Linked DNA regions of Homo sapiens: region 2 is linked to region 1. A link is an interaction called in ENCODE POLR2A ChIA-PET data of the cell type or tissue named here. Cell type or tissue: OCI-LY7. All regions are shown on one strand.

Region 1 (5,000 bases):
GAAAGAGGATGTGGGCTTTGTTTATTTGTTCATTTTATTGCTTTTGTTTGTTTTGTAACTCTGGGCTTTAAGAAGATAGTATTAGAAACTTATCGGTTGGAAGGAAGAGAGGGTTTCCAAATTACTTGCCCTAAATCTGGATTTAAGGAACTCTGAGACATAAATTGAGATAAGAGCAACCTTTTTTTTTTTTTTGAGACAAAGTCTCGCTCTGTCCCCCAGCCTGCAGTGTGATGGCATGATCTCAGCTCACTGCAACCTCCGCCTCCTGGGTTCAAGCGATTCTCCAGTCTCAGCCTCCCGAGTAGCTGGGATTACAGGCGCCTGCCACCACGCCTGGCTAATTTTTGTATTTTTAGTAGAGACGGGGTTTCACCATGTTGACCAGGCTGGTCTCGAACTCCTGCCCTCAGGTGATCCACACGCCTCGGCCTCCCAAAGTGCTGGGATTACAGGTGTGAGCCACTGTGCCCGGCCGATAAGAGTACCTTTTAAGATTTAATTAAAATTTGCTTGAGGCTTCTTCCCAAGCTCTGTGAGGGGTCTAATTATTTCCCTGGGTTTATGTTAATTCCTGAGGTTTTGCAGACACATGTTCACTTCCAGTTCCACAATCCTGCTCTTGCTGAATGCACGCCTCTCTTGGTGTCTACTTCTGCTGTTGTCATCCTTTTCTGCTCTGGGACAATCTCGTTCTGGAACTCAACCTCTTTTCTTTGATTTATCCCAAACCACTTTCCCAAGGCAAAGGCTTGTACAATCCCATATCTGTATCTTTAATTTTTCTCCCCTCTCCTCTCTTTTTTTTTAATTAATTTTTTTAATTTAATTTTTTTTTTGAGACCAGTTTCTGGAAGTTACACTCTTTGACCCAGGCTGGAGTGCAGTGGTGCGAGCTAGGCTCACTGCAGCCTCCACCTCCTGGGTTCAAGCAATTCTCCTGCCTCAGTCTCCTGAGTAGCTGGGATTACAGGCATGTGCCACCATGCCCAGCTAATTTTTTAAATATTTTTAGTAGAGACGGGATTTCGCCATGGTGGCCAGGCTGGTTTCGAACTCCTGACCTCAAGTGATCCGCCTGCCTTGGCCTCCCAAAGTGCTGGGATAACAGGCATGAGCCACCGCGCCCGGCTCCCTCTCTTCTCTTGACTGTTCTACTCCCACTCACAAATTATTGTTGATGTTTAGATGTGGAGTGGTTTAGCTATAACTTTGCTATCTTATATTCTTTCATCCAGTGGCCCCAGGGTCTTTCCACCCACAAGTGGCTAATCAAGGCATTTTTCCAGACAAAGACAGTTCTCTAAGAGGAACTTTGGTATAAATTCTTTAAAGTATATATATGTGTGTGTGTGTGTGTGTGTGTGTGTGTGTATGCACATATACACATCTATACACACAAACACGTACATATATACACATATATAATATATATGCATATACATACATCATATATCATGCATTGTAGATATGTATATAATATATAAAGTATACAGATAATTACATGAATACATATTTATTTATTTATTTTATTCATTTATTTTTGAGACAGGGTCTCAACTCTGTCACCCAGGCTGGAGTGCAGTGATGCAATCTTGGCTCACTGCAACCACCACCTCTTGGGTTCAAGCAATCCTCCCACCTCAGCCTTCCGAGTAACTGGGACCACAGGCACGTGTCACTATGACTGGCTAATTTGTATTTTTGGTAGAGACATGTTGCCCATGCTGGCGCATAAATACATACGTATTTAAATCTATATACATATTATATGTATACACACACACACATATATATATACTCCACTGCATAGATTCAGTCATCTACACATCTAAACCACCTTTACTGTGGAATTAGTGAACTCTTTAGCTCCTCCCTTAGTCTGTTTCTTATTCTCATCTTTATTTCTCATTAAACTGATTATAATATATAAATATATTTCTTATATTTATCTCATCTTTATTTCTTATTCTCACCATCATTTTATTTCTGCATTGCCATACACCTTTCTTTCTGATTAAAATTAATCCCATCCAGTTTGCACTGTTGAGTTTATAAAATGGGAGACTGGAAATATCTGTTCAGTCACACACTGATTCAATCATACATTCATTCAACATACAATAATTGAGCACCTACAATAGAATACCATATTGGGTCCTATAGAAGAGACGGATAAAAGGGAGGGGGTCCATGCCTTCAGAAACTTAAAATCCAGCTGGATGTGCAACACTTAACACACACGAAACAAAGCATCCTCAAATGCACAATTCTCATCAGAGGAACAGCAAATTAGAGCAGAAAGCTAAAGCTTTGCCATGCACACCAATGCTGCTATATCAGCAGAATGAGCAGGAGGGGGAGAAAAGCCACTGTGGTTAAAAGAAACTGCTGGCCTATGGATTTTTTTAAATTACAATTTGCATGCTCTTCTAACAGTGTTAGTTCTGCTTAGGTGGCAGAGTGGCTTTCCTGAAAGTATGAGCTCAGCCTTGTCTTATGCCTGTTTAAAGAAAGAGGTCAGGTAAAGTGATTGTAGTAATAGCACCAAGCTGGTTGAAAACCACAGTATCTCTCAGATGGCACCAAAAACACCCACACGATGGAAAATTTTTGCCTGCTAAAAGCCGCTTGAAGTTGTTTCAGAAACACATATGAGCAGTATTTGCTCTTCTCCTTGGGAGTGTTCTCGAGGAAAACAGCTTTCCAAACTTAACATGTTAAGGTAGTAGAACAGTCTAGTGGCCTGAGTGAATTTTGGATTGAGCAGCAAGTGGGCCTTGAGTATTCAGGTAGCAAGTGGTCAAGGAGAATTTGGAGCTGGTCAGTGCCTGGCTAAACTGCATGTGCCTTGAAGAGAAGTCCTTCAGATCCACCTGTGTCTACACAAATTCATGAGTGACTGGTGCCGTGAATTCAGTCCCACTAACGCACCAGCTGTGCTTTTTGGTAGTTGTTTCCTTTTCTTGGCAATTTGGTTTTAGGTTGTGTCAAAAGGGGAAGACACAGAACTGAGACAAGGCAAAATTATAAGACATGTATCTTATTTTTTAGCTTCTCTATATCACTATATTTGAGGTGAAGGATTTAATCCTTATATAGCTCTTCCAAATCTCTTCATACAGTACCACAATTTATAACTGAACTCTATACTGAATAATCATTTAAAGCATTTTAAACTACCTTGGAAGAGAAATGAGTAATGACTCAATATATTTGCAAAAACCCATACTGTATCTATTGTAGGATGTCTACATAAAAACTGAATAACCCCATCAGTGTTCATTTGACATCAAAGTGGACCTAGGGGCAGAAAACAAAAGGACTCTCATCTTAAGGGCTGATAAATGTAGTCTATGTGTGGTATTGATAATTTTTTTAATTCACAGATCAAATATATTTTAATGTACACATGGAAGAATTTAACTATGAAGTTCATGAAGAATGGCAAGTATTAACATACTGAAAGATGGTATTCATGTGCAGGAGAAAGATAATCATCTGTTTCTCAATGATGGCAACATGCAATAAATGACTTCCTTCCGTAGAACCTCCAAATTAGAGTAATTCGTGTATTTCCCGTTTCACATTCTAGGAAAGTAAGTTATATCATGCTTTTCTAAGAACTGGTTGTTTTTCCTTGCATACTTCTATGACAAAATTTAAAATAATTTATTTGTAAGAGGATATACTGATGGTCTTAATTTGAAAACATTTAGTGAGATGTACCTGGCATACTAGATGTGATACTAAAAGAACTTGTGGGGCCGGGCACAGTGGCTCATGCCTGTAATCCCAGCACTTTGGGAGGCCGAGGCTGGCAGATCACCTGAGGTTGGGAGTTCGAGACCAGCCTGACTGACATGCAGAAACCCCGTCTCTAGTAAAAATACAAAAATTAGCCAGGCATGGTGGTGCATGCCTGTAATCCCAGCTACTCAGGAAGCTGAAGCAGGATAATTGCTTGAACCCTGGAGGCAGAGGTTGCGGTGAGCCAAGATCGTGCCACTGCACTCCAGCCTGGGCAACAAGAGCGAGACTCCGTCTCAAAAAAAAAAAAAAAGAAAAGAAAAGAAAGAAAGAAAACTTGTGGCCAGGAGAGGTGGCTCACGCCTGTAATTCCGGGTGTCTCTGGCTCTGGCTCTGTCTCTCTTGCCCAGGCTGGAGTGCAGTGGCGTGATCTCAGCTCACTGCAACCTCCACTTCCCGGGTTCAAGTGATTCTCTTGCCTCAGCCTCCTGAGTAGCTGGGACTACAGGCACGTGCCACCATGCCCGGCTAATTTTTTTGTATTTTTAGTAGAGATGGGGTTTCACAGTGTTAGCCAGGATCTTCTCGATCTCCTGACCTCGTAATCTGCCTGCCTTGGCCTCCCAAAGTGTGCTGGGATTACAGGCGTGAGCCACCATGCCTGGCCTCCGGTGATTTTTAATATATTTCTCTCTCTCTCTCTCTCTACATACATACATATATATATATATATATATATATATATATATATATATGTATGTATGTATGTATATATGTGCGTGTGTGTGTGTGTGCGTGTCTGTGTGTGTGTGTGTGTGTGTGTGTGTGTGTGTGTGTGTGTGTGTGTATATATTTTTTTTTCTGAGACAGAGTCTTGCTCTGTTGCCCAGGCTGAAGTGCAGTGGTGTGATCTCAGCTCACTGCAACCTCCACCTCCTGGGTTTAAGCGATTCTCCTGCTTCAGCCTCCTGAGTAGCTGGAACTACAGGCATGCACAGCCACGCCCTGCTAATTTTTGTATTTTTAGTAGAGACAGGGTTTTGCAATGTTGGCCAGGTTGGTCTCAAACTCCTGAGCTCAAGCAATCCATCAGCCTCGGCCTCCCAAAGTGCTGGGATTACAGGTGTGTGCCACCATGCCCATCCAATTATTATTTGAATTTTAACAATGATCATTACTTCTATCATCAGAAAGACCCATTAAAGATATTTCCATTGTAAAAATAACTGCATAGAAAAAATTGGCTTCCT
Region 2 (5,000 bases), 130 kb after region 1:
AAGGTCCTTGAAAATTTTTGGATCTTTGCAAGATCTGTTAACCCATAGCCACACAGAATCTTTAATTTGCGCATTCTTGGCTTTGACTAATGTCATTTCATGTTCAGCTATCCTATGACTGGAATAAAATGATTTGGTACTTTTTTTCGATAGTTGTTCTGTGTGATAAGACTTGTCTTAAATATTTAGCTCGTTGGAAGTTTGTATAAATCATTGCTGGAATTAAGGAAGTAATTTGAAGGAGCATTGCTATATAGGCTTATCAGCAATTACAAATAAAATTATAGTGAATAAAAGAGGTTTCAAAGATGTAATACTAAAGAATGTCTGCACTGTTATCAAGGAATTAAATTTTACTAGAACAAGTCATTAAGGTAAAATTTTACTAGTAATAAATTTCCCAAGTATTACTAATTTTCTGAAAACAGTGGAATTAAGAATATATTTTTTTCAAAGCAGTCAGGAAGAAAATTGTTTATATAATATAAAACCCATTGTGCTTTTGTCTGGCTACTACTAGTTCATATATTGTACACATTTCTCATATATATGTACAGCATCTATCAAAAAATTCATCTTAAACTTGCTTTTGAGTACTTGGATTTGTTTCAAATTCTTACATATTTGTTAATAATTCCAGAGAAAGAAGGTCCAGAAAAGAAGAAGACAAAAAAGGAAGCTGGAAATAAGAAATCCACACCAGTTAGCATTCTTTTTGGTTATCCACTCTCTGAGCGAAAACAGATGGCACTTCTTATGCAGATGACAGCAAGAGACAACAGTCCAGGTGATACCTACCATCATTGAGTTAATGTGTATCCCTAGTTTTCCTCAGGCAACTGTAGTCTCGTCTTAACAATTATTTTAACTACTTTTAATTTTTATTCTTTCTTGGATTTAATCAGAATTACTTGTAAGTCAGTGGTAATTTTATGATTATTTGTGTGACAGTTTATCATCTGTATCCTCTGCTAAAGTAGAAGCTATACAAGAGTAGGGCTCTTTACACCATGTGTAATCCATGTTTTATTAAGATCTAAATTTTTTTATAAGGAAAAATGTCAGCAGTATATTAACAGTCATTTTATATTTCATGTCACATTTCCAGCTAAGGTGTTGTGCCACATGTATGTATGTTTATTTATATACTGTGTTCTCCAAAAATAATTGATGATGACTTACCAGCAGGACAAAAACAAAAAGGGAACAAACCAAACAACATGGTAATTTATAAAAGGGAGCTAAAAAGGTAGATAAAATCCAGGCAACTGGCCTGAGATAGTTATTACTATTCACATCCTGGCAGCTAAAAGTACAAAAGAAAATTTTTGAGTTACATAGTTCTCATTGACTGATTCAAGAAAGTAAATCACTTTTGTCTGGAGAAAATTTCTTTTGGCCCTGAATTCAAAGCAATTTTATGTAAGACTCTGGGTTACGTAACAGTCCATGTTGAAATGCATTGAAAAAGATAATTTTTCAGTGAGTTTTTCCTGTATTGCCTCTTTTTAAAAAACGGGATGACATGGTTAAATTCTTAAGAGTTTCTAAATATTATAATTTCAAAGCATGAGCGTATCTAATATCTGTCACTGCTAAAAAAATGTTTTAGGGCTTCCTGCTTTTAAAAATAGAGTACGTTGTGGTTACTCACTCCTACCTTTTCCACCTCCAACATGGGAAAGTCTGTGACCAAATTAAAGTCATTTTGCCATGTAAAAACTTTGACTGTTTCTGTAAAATTTTGACTTTGACTTTAAGTCTGATTTAATATTTTAAATGGAAAGACATTTATTAAAACTGATTTTTTAAAATAGCGTGAACCTTTGTCCTTAAAGTAAATTAAAAGACCAACAGACAAAAAGTAAAAGTCTTTCATCTCCAATCACCTCCCCTCAAGAGGTGACCACTGTTAACAGTTTCTTATCTTTATTTATGTAGCTTTTCTAGGCATAAACTTACAAATACGTATCTTTTGTTATGGGTTAATTTTTTTTTCTTTTTTAGTATAAATAGGAGTACACTATAATACTGTTCTGCAGTTGGTCTTTTTAAGGGTGATTCTTAGTCAACTCTCTATTAATATGTATAGAATTAGAATGGAAAACTTTTGAAATATCAAGCAGTTTGCCATCATACAGATATACTTGGAGTTTGTGGTTGTTTTATTCATTAGATAAGTCTTTAGATTTTAAGAAATTCAGCAAGCAAATTCTCTTCACAAATAATTTGACTATAAGGATTACATTAAAATTTATTCATTCAACAAATATTTCTTGAATACCGCTGTGGTATATGAGAAGTCTTCTAAGCAGTGATGAGTAAGATAGATAAGGCCCTTTTCTTTGGGAGTGTAAATTTCTAGAAAAACTTCTGTAGGAAACTATTACCGAGACAATGTACTTTAAAATCCAAAAGGTAGGGCCGGGCATGGTAGCTCGAGCCTGTAATCCCAGCACTTTGGGAGGCTGAGGCAGGCAGATCACTTGAGGCCAGGAGTTTGAGACCAGCCTGGCCAACATGGTGAAACCCTGTCTCTACTAAAAAATACAAAAATCAGCCGGGCATGGTGGCACACGCCCGTAATCCAGCCACTCGGGAGGCTGAGGTGGAAGAATTTCATTTCTTGAACCCGGGAGGTAGAGGTTGCAGTGAGCCTAGATCAAACTACCACGCTCCAGCCTGGGCAACAGAGTGAGACTCTGTCTCAAAAAAAAAAAAAATCCAAAAGATGAACCTTACACTTTTTTTTTTTATTGAGGAAAGGATGGTATTGCCTTAGAGCTCTAATCGTGTCAGGTTTTAAACTGGTAAAAATTATTTTCCATATATTTCTTTTCTCTTAGAGCAGTTCCTTTTATATAGTTGTAAATTTTCAGAATTAATTAACACTGTATATATGTCTTGAATCCTTAATTAAGAAACCAGTTTTTGTTTTTTTGTAGTTTTGAAATTGGAGAGGAGACTTTGGGCATCATCTAATTTAACTTTTTTTTTTTAAATATAGAAACTAGAACAAATATCAAAATATGAGAATCAAGGCAAAGCAGTTTTTAAAGGCCCTTTTCCAGACTACCCTTATTTTTTGTAGCTCTTCTCTTTCATTTTCATAGTAAAATCGTTATGACCTTGATTTGCACATAATATAAGAACAGAAGAACTCCAATGCTTTGTCTGAGTCAGAAGTGTGGACTCCAGCCTTCAATTTCACTTCCTCTAGGTCTTAGAATAATAGCATAACATACCTAGGAAAAATGTTTCATAGTTCATCACATCATTCATTAAGGAAACATTTTAGAGTACGTATTTGATACTTTATCATTTTAAACCAATTTTATGAATTGACAAAACATTTTTTTTAATTGGCTAATGATATTTGATAACCCTGAAGGGAAGATCTCTGTGTATTTGGGTCATTAACGGATCATCCAAGTCAAGGTTTAGGTTGTTAGGGTGAGAAGGCATTCCTTGTGTTTCAGGAGATTAGCATATTACCAATAAAAACATTTAAATAAGTATACAGAATATTTAGCCTAGAACTTCTGCTAACTTTCTTCTTTCTTACAGATTCCACACCAAATCATCCATCACAAACAACGCCTGCCCAAAAGAAAACTCCCAGTTCTTCATCTCGACAGAAAGATAAAGTTAATAAAAGAAATGAACGTGGTGAAACTCCTTTACACATGGCTGCTATTCGAGGAGATGTGAAACAAGTTAAAGAATTAATAAGTTTAGGGGCAAATGTGAATGTGAAAGATTTTGCAGGTAAGACTAGTAATTCAATACCTACTATTCAGGCACTAAAATTTAAACAGATCCTGGTTACAATTTAATCTACATTCTTTTATTCATTTTGCTGAAATGAAAGAGTTCTAAAAATACTCTTTATTACAAAACTTTTGGAGTTCGTACATAAAACCCCTGATTTCTACTACAATTCCATGTCAATAATTACTCATATTTTTATATACTAAACTTATACTTTAGTTGACATATTACTTGCTGTATAGTTCTTTATCCAAGTTAGGTTTTGCCCTAGATGAATTTGAGTTATATGTTTTCAAAGTAGTTGATTCATTCATAAGTATTTTAAGAACATTTATTAACTTGAACCATGAGGACTGTAAGAGTGTGGTGTTATTACTTTCATTTTCATTATTCAAGTAGCATACCAGTACATTCTTGCTGTAAATAATTCAACAGTAAAAGTATGTAGGGAACAATTCAAAAATTTTCTTTAATTTCACATACTGCACAACCCTACCCTCCCTCCCACACAGGTTCTTTCTCTTCCATAGAACTATGGTTAACGCTTAGGAGGTTACTCATTCAGTTCATTTTTATTATATATGTATAAAGCAAATACTTACTTATATATTGGCTTTTTAAAGTGAAATCATTCCATCTGTATCAATCTGTAGTTCTGCAACCTGCCTTAATGTCTTACAGATATTTCTATATATTCTTACAGTATATATAGGTAGGCCTACTCCATTAATTTTTAATAGCTGCATAATATTTTCTGGTATAGCATTCCGTAGGCAACACTGTAGTAAATACCTATATAGAAACATCTTTGTGTATATTTATGGAAGTATTTCAGTAGAAGTGAAATTGCTAAATCAATGGAGATACATGTTTTAGATTTTTGAAATAATGGAAATTGCCCCCCCCAAAATTCTGTATCAATTCATACTACCATCAAGAGTATATAAAAGAGCCATTTTCCTCATATCTTCAGTAAAACTGGATATTATCAACTTTTAATTATTAACAATCTGAAGAATGAAAAAAATCTTAATTTGGATTTTCATGATCAGTAGTGATGGTAAACATTTCTTATGTTTATTATAAACTTATGTGTATTTTATGAATTGTTAGATCCACTCCTTTGCTCATTTTCTTTTGGTTTAGTCCTGTTTTTAATCTACAAGAGCCTTTATTTAGTCTAGATTTTCTCTATCAAATATGTAAAGATTTTCACAGTCTGTGGCTTA

What was found. ChIA-PET counts read pairs that join two places held together with the same protein. Peaks named below come from ENCODE experiments on the same cell type or tissue, not always from the same donor. Only the 100,000 strongest peaks of a DNase experiment are listed, where the experiment ranks them.
Region 2: POLR2A ChIA-PET joins it to region 1 with 6 read pairs; 4 of 35 experiments call an interaction of 5 or more read pairs at or near these places.

The regions. Positions count from the first base shown.
Region 1 is chr18:9,080,467-9,085,466 of GRCh38, forward strand. No RefSeq gene overlaps it. Among named protein-coding and RNA genes, the nearest start is that of NDUFV2, 20 kb to the right of the region's middle. In OCI-LY7, no CTCF peak of the experiment used is centred here; a DNase peak (open chromatin) is centred at 2,415; H3K4me3 peaks cover 662 bases.
Region 2 is chr18:9,208,017-9,213,016 of GRCh38, forward strand. It overlaps ANKRD12 (ankyrin repeat domain 12), which reads left to right. Exons shown (of 13, transcript NM_015208.5): 5 at 641-787; 6 at 3,568-3,768. Among named protein-coding and RNA genes, the nearest start is that of ANKRD12, 74 kb to the left of the region's middle. In OCI-LY7, no CTCF peak of the experiment used is centred here; no DNase peak of the experiment used is centred here.